2 separate regions of the Homo sapiens genome follow, and region 2 is linked to region 1. The links are chromatin loops, found by intact Hi-C in ENCODE. Cell type or tissue: chondrocyte. All regions are shown on one strand. Each heading gives the region's core, and the rest is flanking DNA. Links, peaks and the distances in the headings are about the cores only.

Evidence for each region. A loop is a pair of places that touch in the nucleus more often than their neighbours do. Peaks named below come from ENCODE experiments on the same cell type or tissue, not always from the same donor. Only the 100,000 strongest peaks of a DNase experiment are listed, where the experiment ranks them.
Region 2: it touches region 1 in a loop (2.6-fold over the local background); 14 of 110 quality-filtered maps call a loop at or near these places.

Annotation. Positions count from the first base shown.
Region 1 is chr12:45,180,347-45,185,736 of GRCh38, forward strand. It overlaps the pseudogene PLEKHA8P1. Among named protein-coding and RNA genes, the nearest start is that of ANO6, 33 kb to the right of the region's middle. In chondrocyte, for the core only: a CTCF peak has its summit at 3,113; no DNase peak of the experiment used is centred there.
Region 2 is chr12:45,531,967-45,537,356 of GRCh38, forward strand. The region is part of intron 1 of LOC105369743 (a long non-coding RNA gene); the gene reads right to left. Among named protein-coding and RNA genes, the nearest start is that of LINC00938, 190 kb to the right of the region's middle. In chondrocyte, for the core only: no CTCF peak of the experiment used is centred there; no DNase peak of the experiment used is centred there.

The DNA of each region.
Region 1 (5,390 bases), core at 243-5,242:
GTTTTTTGAGATGGAGTCTTGCTGGTGCCCCAGCTGGAGTGCAGTGGTGTGATCTCGGCTCACTGCAATCTCTGCCTCCAGGATTCAAGTGATTCTCCTGCCTCAGTCTCCCAAGTAGCTGGGACTACAGGCATGTGCCACCACACTAGGCTAATTTTTTTTTTTTTTTTTTTTTTGAGATGGAGTCTTGCTCTGTCACCAGGCTAGAGTGCAGTGGTGTGATCTTGGCTCACTGCCATCTCCGCCTCCTAGGTTCAAGCAATTCTCCTGCCTCAGCCTCCCCAGTAGCTGGGACTACAGGCACACACCACCACACTTAGCTAATGTTTTGTATTTTTAGTAGAGACGGGGTTTCAGCATGTTGGCCAGGATGCTCTCTATCTCTTGACCTCATGATCTGCCCGCCTCAGCCTCCGAAAGTGCTGGGATTCCCCCGGCCTAATTTTAGTATTTTTTGTATAGACAAGGTTTCACCATGTTGGCCAGGCTGGTCTCGAACTGCTGACCTCAAGTGATCTGCCTGCCTTGGCCCCCAAAGTGCTGGGATTAGAGGCATAAGCCACCGTGCTAGGCCCAATTGTTTTTTAATTTGATGATGAGGAGTCTTCTGATATTTAGACCCCTGCTCAGTATAACACCAAGAAAATCCCAGAGAAAGGTATCTTGATTAAAAGATTATGTTTAACATAATAATCAAACAGTAATAATATTTATTTCTGAGAAAGTAAACTCAAATACCAGGGTTAGGGTGGCAGGATAATTTATTTTCATGGCATACTTTTTACCCTGTTTAAATAGTTTAATATGATACATATTAATTTTCAGAAATAATGATCATGGACTTTTCAAATAGTATGGCAAAAAAGAAAAATAACTTCTTATATTCAATTTCCATATTTCTATATTTGAAACAAATTGCTACTTTTTACTTCAGAATTATGCATATGTCTTGAGAATAAAAATCTCATCCTGTCTGACTTTTGGGGCCCAGGGTTGTATAACAGTTTTCTATATGAAGAAGTTATAAAGTCAAATAAGTCCCTCATTCTAATTTTTGGCCCAAACCAGGACCATGTATACCCAAAATGAAGAACTACATAACTGACAGCTCAAGACTTCCATGGTTGCTGGTTGATCAGTCACCTGAACAACTCAGAACTCTGCTTAGAAAGTAGACAGTAAACACAAGATCACAATGGTGTCTCATGTGCGATGCCAAGAAATATTGTGGGCTTTATCCTGCCCTGGGTCACAGCCTCAAACACAATATTGAGTTGCAAGCATAATGTAAGTCCAGGGTGGAAGCATGCACAGAAGTCAGACCTCCTCTCTTTGCTTTCTTTTCTAGCAAATGCCTAGGGAAATTTTCCTTCTTAAGGCTATTACTATTATCTTTATTATTAATGCTAAAATAACAATGTTGAGAATTTTAATCATTGTGATGATGCTAATAATGACTAGTATTAATCAGAAGTCTGTTCTGGCCAAGTCCTTTTCTAGTATTTTAAAGATATTTTCTCATTTAACTTTCAGAACAACTCTATGAAGTTTTATTTTTTTCATTACCCAAATGAGGAAATTGAGGCCTAGCGAGTTACATAACTTGCTTAAGATCTCACAGCAACTAAGTGGCATAACCCATGTTGAACTTTTAGATTGTTTGACTCCAGAGTCTAGTTTCTTTTTTTTTTCTTGAGACAAACAGTCTCATTCCATTATCCAGGCTGGAGTGCAGTGGCGCAATCTTGGCTCACTGCAATCTCCACCTCCCAGGTTCAAGCAATTCTCCTGCCTCAGCCTCCCAAGTAGCAGGGATAACAGGCGCATGCCACCACACCCGGCTAATTTTTGTATTTTTAGTAGAGACAGGGTTTCACCACGTTGGCCAGTCTGGTCTCGAACTCCTGACCTCAAGTGATCCACCCGCCTCAGCCTCCCAAAGTGCTGGGATTACAGGTGTGAGCCACCGCGCCCGGCCAACTCCAGAGTCTATTTTCTTAACTTGTACTTTTAGCCATTCTAATCTTCAATCCCAGTAGTGAAATTAATTGCATAATGCCTGCCAACAAGAGAATCCGAGCTCTTTAGGTTTCTAAAAATCTCATTAGATTGTTTTTACATTTACTTTTCGGTCAATCTTGAATTATCTAAGGGAAGATATGTATATCTAGCCCTCTTGGATTACCTACATTATTGCTTTGCTAACTTTTTTTTAATCCCTTAGGATTCATGTCCTATCCTATCAGGGAAGGAGGGAAACCAGAAGAGGTAGAAGATAGATCAGTCAGTTGTGCTACTATAACAGCTTTGAGTACAGCTGAGAGGCTTTGAAACTAACATATAAAATTAAGCTTCAGGATTATCTGCTTCTTTAGTACTTCATTCATCTGGATATAATGAGATGAGTCAGCCAGTAGCCAAATCCCACTTACAATTGTAATGTAAGTATTAAAAGGAAAAACTTTACATATTATACTTCTGCCATTGTTGCCCAAATAATTTTGCATAATTTATGTTTTTTTATGGTTGGAATTCTGCAAATATAATTTATGAATAGCATTTAATTGCTATTAAATTATGAAGGCAAGCTAATATATTAATTACTTTCATATCTATTTTTTCCTCTTTTGCTTTACTATAATTTTTCAGAAACTAGCCATATTAATAATCCAAAAGTTATGCAGACAAATCAGAATCTGTCTCATATGTGATGATTTCTAGACATGATGATCCACAATTTCCCTTGATATTTCTTTCCTGAATTTTTCGGTACTCATTGAAGGAATTGCTCTTTCATATCTAAATCCTATTCCTGTGGATGAGACGCATTTCTTACTGCTCCATCCCTGGGAGAAAGAGTAGCTTGCCATAGGAACAGGGAAGGGTTACTTTATATACTATGAAATGTTCTGAGTTTTATATATGTGAAAAAGATCCAGAAATTAAATTTTAATAAGCCTCCAGATTTGGGCAGCAATCAAAGGCTTCCTCTATAGCAACAATTACACACATCACTGATCTGAGATCAAATATTTATGTCTTCTCCTACATGCTAGAGAACTAGCATTTTGCTAGTTACTGTTATTACCAGGGCAATTCAATAGAGGGCAAAAGAGACTAAAAATGTCATTTCACATTGGAAATTGTAAGAAAAAGCAATAACAAGCCTGGAAAAGATTAAATGCAATTGGAAATGAGTCTAAACTGAAATAAAATACTGTATTTTAGTAGATTTTAGTAGGGCTATAATTTTAACTTCTACTAAAAAACTGTCGTTTTGCCTATCGCTGAAAAGAAGACACAAAAGAAGACAAAAAGCCTGATGCTAGCAGGAAACAAAAGCTCTTCCCCATTTCCTAAAAGTACTTTCTTTTCTAGAAGTATATTGTTTGAAGGAGACTCTTCCATTATGCCTTGGGGAAAATGTAACCATTTTTTAAAAAATGAAATATAAATTATTCTCCCCTTTGGAAAAACTTTGTTTCCTTTGGTGTTGTTAACATAGAAGGCAGTGAATAATTTCTGCTCATTGCAGGACCCCATCAAACAATACCAATGTCTCATTTACCTTAAAGGACTAGAGTTTGCTTTGCATTGCCAGCAATATCACTGCCACCATTATCACCACATTATCAATTGCTATACTGTAATATCTTTGGGTGTGCAATCTTGCAGTAAATGCTCCTGCACCAGGTATTTTTCCAGAACTATTATAGAGCTACCTTTGAAGAATTTGTGATTTAGGAACTTACACTAAATTATTATATCCCCATCTTACATGACTTTATTTCTTTTCTGTTCACATTTCTGGTGATTTTACTTGGTTTCAAAGAAGCTATAAAATTCTGTTATTTATTCTCAGTGGGTTCCAAATACACAACCCAACTGGCCTCTCTGGGACCTCAATCTCCACTGGGGCCTCTAAACTAGGAATGGCTGCAGTGAGGATATGGTCCTTGGATGAAGTGCTTGTATAATCCAGATCAGCAGGCAGGGCTCGGTGAGAAAAGGGAACTGGTCATGGATGGCAGGCAGTTCTAAACGAATGGCCTGCCTGGCCAGAATTCAGAAGAGGGAGAGAACTCGGGCTCTACCTGAGTCTGGAAAGGCTTCACGGAGAAGGATCTTGAAGCAGGGATAAGGTTCACAGGGGGCTAAGAGTGGAGGAAAGTTGATCTCCAGATGATGTAATGTGAAGTAATGGGTAGATGGAAGGAGCCAGAAATGTTCAGGAAGCTGTAAAGAGACCTGTCTGGCGATGGTAGTGTTTATGAAGACAAGAAGTAGGAGGTAAGGGTGAACAAGCAGGTTGTAGCTGGCCTTGAATGGCAGGCTCAGAGATCTGAATTTTATTCTCCATTCATGTGGGAGTTGCTGAAGATTTCTGAAATAGGGAAGTGACAGGATGAAAGTGCTGTTCAAAGAAGATGAATGAGGAAGCTAAATGATAGGGCCCAACTCCCCATCTCTCTGGGAGGGTTAGATGCTTAAATTTGACAAATGCCGATTAGCAAACCCAGATGGATTTCACATAGATCCATTCCCCTTCCAGCTTTTTATGGTTTTTCACTTCCCTAACTCTGCTCAAGCCCTTGCCATGCCCCCTTCCTACTCCCTCATTCTCCCTTTGAAAAGCCCTATCACCAGCCACCCAGCCTGCCAGCTCATGCCTGTAATCCCAGCACTTTGGGAGGCTGAGATGGGTGAATAACCTGAGGCCAGGAGTTTGAGACCAGCCTGGCCAACATGGTGAAACCCGATCTCTACTAAAAATACAAAAATTAGCTGGGCATGGCAGCACACACCTGTAATCCCAACTACTCGGGAGGCCGAGGCAGGAGAATCACCTGAACTCGGGAGACGGAGGTTGCTGTGAGCCGAGATCGCACCACTGCACTCCAGCCTCGGTAACAGGTGAGACCCTGTCTAAAAAAATAAAAAAGAAAAAGAAAAGAAAAGCCCCATCACCTCTGTACAACTTGGGTTGGAGTTCAACTCTTCCTCACTGTCAGTAGTTATTAAATAAAATCTGTTTTACCATTTTAACTGATGTGTGGCTGTTTTTCTTTGACAGAGGCCTGAGGTTTAAACAATTTGGGGAACCTTCTTTAAGAAAAGGAATACAAAATTACAAATACAAAACTAAATATGTGGCTTTGGAAGGGGCATATGCAAATGAGGGCCCCTGAGCATAAGCAACCTTAGCTTCATGATAAATCTTCATCTGGTTGACCAGATAGACAAGGTGTCTGCTTTCTTGAAGCTTAGGTTCTAGAGGGAGTGGAGAGGAGAGATAGGCAATAAGCAAGTACACAAATGGGAATTTTTAGAGAATAATTACTCTGAAGCAAGTAAACTGGCATGGTAGAGTGGGGAGGAGGAGAAGAGAA
Region 2 (5,390 bases), core at 230-5,229, 350 kb after region 1:
GTCCAGTAGAAACGATTTACTTTTTCTCCAGAAAAAAGAATGCTCTTTCTTGTTACTCTGCAAATGAGGGGAGGAGTAGGGGGTTTGTTTGTTGTCTTTGTCCAGCCTCAGCTTAGGCAGAATCTGTGTCCCTTGGTCTCAGAGGAAAAGCTTTCTTAAAGATCCTACCTCACACCCTGTCATAAAAGGCATAAGAAACCCAAATGGTTTATTGCCCTTCCCCCTGACATAGACGGTATTTTTCTTTTACCTTCAGCCACATGGGTATTCACAATGCTTTGGGGATTTCAGGGTTTGCTGCTGTTTCTTCACTGTCTTACGCCTTCATTCCTCAAAGAGAAAAAGATACAGACAGAGCTTCGCGGCTTTCTCACAGCAGTAGCTGCTGCCTTCTTCAAGCCTGTGTCACTGACAACAGGCTTTCTCTAGGCTCCCAAGCCTCCCTTAATCTTTCTTGTGAATATTAGCAAAGAAGAGCCTCTTTGTTTGTTTGGCACCTAGGTGTTCTGTATTCTCCAACTGGTCCACCCCTAAACTTTAGCAATTCGTTAACATGTTTTACCGAACTTCTTATCTGCTATACCAGCTTTTTCTGCTATATACAGCTTTTTCCTGAACTCTGCCAGAGTGGCCCACCCTGCCTTTCTTTAAGACTTCAGGCTAGTAGTTTTCTTTGTGAATTCAATTTTCTCCTAGAGTCAAGAAAATAGATAATTTTGTTGATTACCTAAGGTGTTTTTTTTTTTTTTGTTTTGTTTTGTTTTTTTTTTCCCAGAGTCTCGCTCTGTCGCCCAGGCAGGAGTCCAGTGGTGCGATCTCAGCTCACTGCAAGCTCCGCCTCCCGGGTTCACGCCATTCTCCTGCCTCAGCCTCCCGAGTAGCTGGGACTACAGGCGCGCGGCACCACGCCTGGCTACATTTTTTTTTTTTTCTTATTTTTAGTAGAGACGGGGTTTCACCGTGTTAGCCAGCATGGTCTCGACCTCCTGACCTTGGGATCCGCCTGCTTTGGCCTCCCAAAGTGCTGATATTACAGGCGTGAGCCACTGCGCCCGGCCGATTACCTAAGGTTTTATTTTTAGGGCGAATGCAACACTCTCATGGTTTCTACATCCTAGTTGGATGCCAGAAATTCTAATATTCATTTTTAGATAGCTTCCTGGTCTATGCTATAATTTCCCAATTGGTCTCTAACTTTCAGTAAAAGTTCATTACATTCTATAGCATTGATAGAGGGGCTTTTGCAAAGGAGGAAAGAAGAACATGTTTGGGATGCAGCAGTAAAAAGAGGCCAGTATTTCTAGACTTGTATTTCTACATAAAGAAAGTTTTTAAAAGTTAAAAAAATAAAGAGGCCAGTAGCTCACAAGCAAGAGGTGATCAAGATTATGTTGACAGCAGGTATTTGTAATTAAGGGTGAAAGGCAACCACCAGGAGCATACAAGCACTTTTTCCCATACTGAGGAGAATTTGGGAAGTACCTTTAACTTTCCACAGTTATGAGTAAACGAGAGTTCAATGAATTACATGTGGCTACTAAAGGAAAGAATGATCAGGGATTACTATGAGGACTTAGACTATCCGGATTATAGGGATATAGCTAAATCATTACATCTGTTTGTCATCAAACCTAATACAATAACTTCGACCTATTAAAAGTGGGAGATTAAGCTCTTTACACAGAAAAAGTTAATACTAAAATCTGGAGTTTACTTAGGTTCCCATTTTCACCACAGTACTTAGCTGAGTTACCTGAATTGTAACACAACAGAGAAAAAAAGGACTTAGAATGTTTAGATGCCTTCTTTCTTAAAAAAAAAAAAAAGATACAAGTTGGCTTTCTGTGTTATCCTATTTAAGTATTCTGATAAGGGAGCCCAAGTTTTAATTTTTATCATTATTGTCAAGGGGGAAGGGGATCAAATTTTAGAGGCCATCTCAGTGCCTGAGTAATTTTTTCCAATCCAGCAAGATCAGATGGTCTGATTGCCTTGCTCAGTGTTTCTGGTAGAAAAGGCAATTTTCAAGACTGAAATAGCAATTTCTTAGCCATCACTGGAGCTCTTAAAATCCATTTTTTAAACTCCCGTAGACTTCCATGTGTAAATGAAAGAAGACTCCTGGAAATACACATTTTTCTATTTTGAGAGATAACTCACTCAAGCATAAAGTTAATACAATTTATTACACCAAAAGTAAAGTTGCATTAGAGTGAGCTCATAACAGATGAGTAAACACACTTCACAAGAGTGGGGTTGGCATGTCTGCTATCCTTAGTTTGTCTTCTTCAGCTTGGATGCCTTCTAAATGTCTTATTCTTACATCGGTCCTGTTGGCAGAGGAGAGTTCTGTCCTTGTTAGAGAGGTGTTTGGAAACACCTTTAGACCTTTGAAAAATTCAGCACTAACACTAAGATGGGTCACTAGCCTTTGCTTATTCTGAGGGAAAGAAAGCCTTCAATTAGTATTTTAAAGTGAAAGTGATAAAATCAAATTGAAGGGTGCCTGAGTCGGGCTACTCTCATTTATATCATATGTTTAATGAAAACATACTAACTCTGTGACCTCAGGCAAAGGGGTTAACTTCTTTGAGCCTCGTTTTTTTCATACAGAATGAAAATTTTAATAAACCATGCCTTACCCATGGAATTGTGAGAAAACTTGTAAGCAAAGCATTTAGCAGAGTGCCTAGCACACAGTACACATGTAGTAAAGACTGGATTTTTATCATCATCATCATCATCATCATTATCATCATTACTACTACATCAAATATCAGGCCAAATTGCTACCTACCCTACAGCTTCAGTTTATTTATTTGACAAATTATTGAGCATCAATTGGGTACCAGGCTCTGCTCTAGGAACTTGTGTGTAATAAAATAAGAATATTGGCTTTGTCCCTGCTGCCACCTACCAGGAAGACACTTCATCTGCTTGAAATTGGGCTTCCTCTTCAATCAAGAGGAACTAATCAGCACCAGGCCTAGGGAGAGGTATGGGAGACTCGTGCACAACCCTGAGTGTAAGTGCCTCCTTAAATTTTGTACCCTAGGTAACTTGCTTGCCTCATTCTTGTCCCAGCATCTGGGAATAATAATACCTATTTTACATAGTTATTATATGAATAATGGAAGTAGAGAGAGGATAGACTATATTTGCCTGGTATGGAAGTGGGATTTGGGAAGGCTTGTCTATTAATGGGATATTAGGCTGGGCCTTAAAGGATGAGAAGAAGTTTATTAGGTAGGCATTGGGTTGTTCCCTGTAGGTATATCAAGGGGTAAATGATGGGTTATGCTTGGAAATGACAACATGACTTGAAAGGAAATTATGACAAGAGCTAAGAGTTATTATTATTTACCACCTACTATGTGCAGGATATGGCTGGACATTTTGCAAATATTGTCTTTAATCCTCATAATGGCCTTAAAAGATTGGTATCATCTATCTTTATTTTACAGCATAGCCTCAAAGAGCTAAGCCCAAAAAGCCAAAGAGTACCAGAAAGAAGTCCTTTCTGTCTAAAAACACCTCTTCACTGATCCCCAAAATTCCATCATTAACACTTCACCCTTGAGATAAGCACTGTTGGAAATGTGGATGGGTCATATGATCAACTCCTTATATTTTTTGGTGAATGAGTTATCCATCCACTCATCTACCCATTCATCCATCCACCTATCCACCCATCCATCCATTGACACACTCATCCCTCCACCAATCCATCTATCCATCCATGCATCCACCCAATCATCCATCCACCCACCCATCTGTCCATCCATCCACCCACCCATCCATTCATCCATTCATCTATCCATCCATCCATCCATCCATCCATCCATCCATCCATCCATCCACCCATTCATTCACCCATCCATCCACCCACCTATCCATCCACCCATCCATTCATCCATCTACCCACCCATTCATCTATCCATCCATCCATCTATCCATCCTTCCATCCATCCACCCACCCATTCTTCTACCCATCCATTCACCTATCCACCCACCCAGCCACCCTTCCATCAATCCATCCATCCACCCACCCACCCACATGTTCATTTATCCATCCATCTACTCATTCATTCACCCACCCATTCACCCACCCATTCATCCATCTATCCATGCACCTACCCACCCATCCATCTGCTCTCCACCTACCCATTCACCCACCCATCTACCCATCCACTCATATACCAATTTAATAAGAGATATTGATCACCTACTAAGATTTAGTCTCTGGGCTGGGACTTTTCTCCATGACAAGAAGGACTCAGAAGCAAGAAAGTGTATGCCAAAAAAGAAAAGTGGGGCCATAAGAACAAATTTCACTTATTTGAAGTTTTGCCTCAGGAGATATCCACATTTATCACTTAGTAATCATTAAGTCACGACACAGCATGATGATGCCCATCCTTCCTGCTGGATAACTCTCCCTTCACAGCTAATTGCCTTACATCTATAGCCTAGTTCTTGTCAGTTTTGTCACACTGTTATTACATACAGTAATGGTGTGTAAGATATTAGCCTGTCATTATATATAAATGTGTCTAAGGAAAACTCATTTCCAAGAATCATTTTTGAAAATGAATCCAGAAGAGAGGTAAAAGCTTATTTTCTGTCTCCAAGGACAAATAAAGTAACTCTGAGGCTTGTAACAAGAATCATTTAAGGTGGATATTATACCTCATAGGAATACCAAAGCCAGAATACATTTTGGGATGTTATATAAAGCCCAGGAAAGAGTTAAGCTGGAAATAGGAAGCTACTTTCATCTTCTAACTGTGCATGCCTTGAGGGTATGAATAACCTAGCCCTTTCCCCACTTACCATTTTTCTATTTAGTTTATTATGGTTAATAACATGTGACCAGAAAATCATTTTTACCATTTTCCCTCTGGTGCCATTAAGTTTAATTTCCTTGTTTTAATAATACAGCACCAGCGACTTGTCTGACATTAGAACTTTTTTCTTCCAGTTATCTATTAAAGTAATACTTTAATTTATTACAAAATATACATTTCACACAACTCTTCCTACCCAGTTTGTGATATCCCTAAGGGCCGAGCACTATCTGTGTACCCAGTATTTTCCCAATTTGTTTCTGACAACTTTTACTGCTGAGATGTAAACTGTATGAAATCAGACACTGTGTGTCTTGTGGTGTCCCCAGAACAGTGCCTGCATGCGGCAGGTGTTCAAGAATATATATCAAACAACCAACAAAATGAACACCTTCTGCTTTTACCCTCTCACTTCTGACCATACACGAAATAGCCAAAATATTTTTCCACTTGAAGAGTTTGTCTACGAAATGGAAAAGACATGGATTCTAATTTAAATGTTGACTCACCCAGAAAATGGATCAACTTTAGCACACTTTTTAA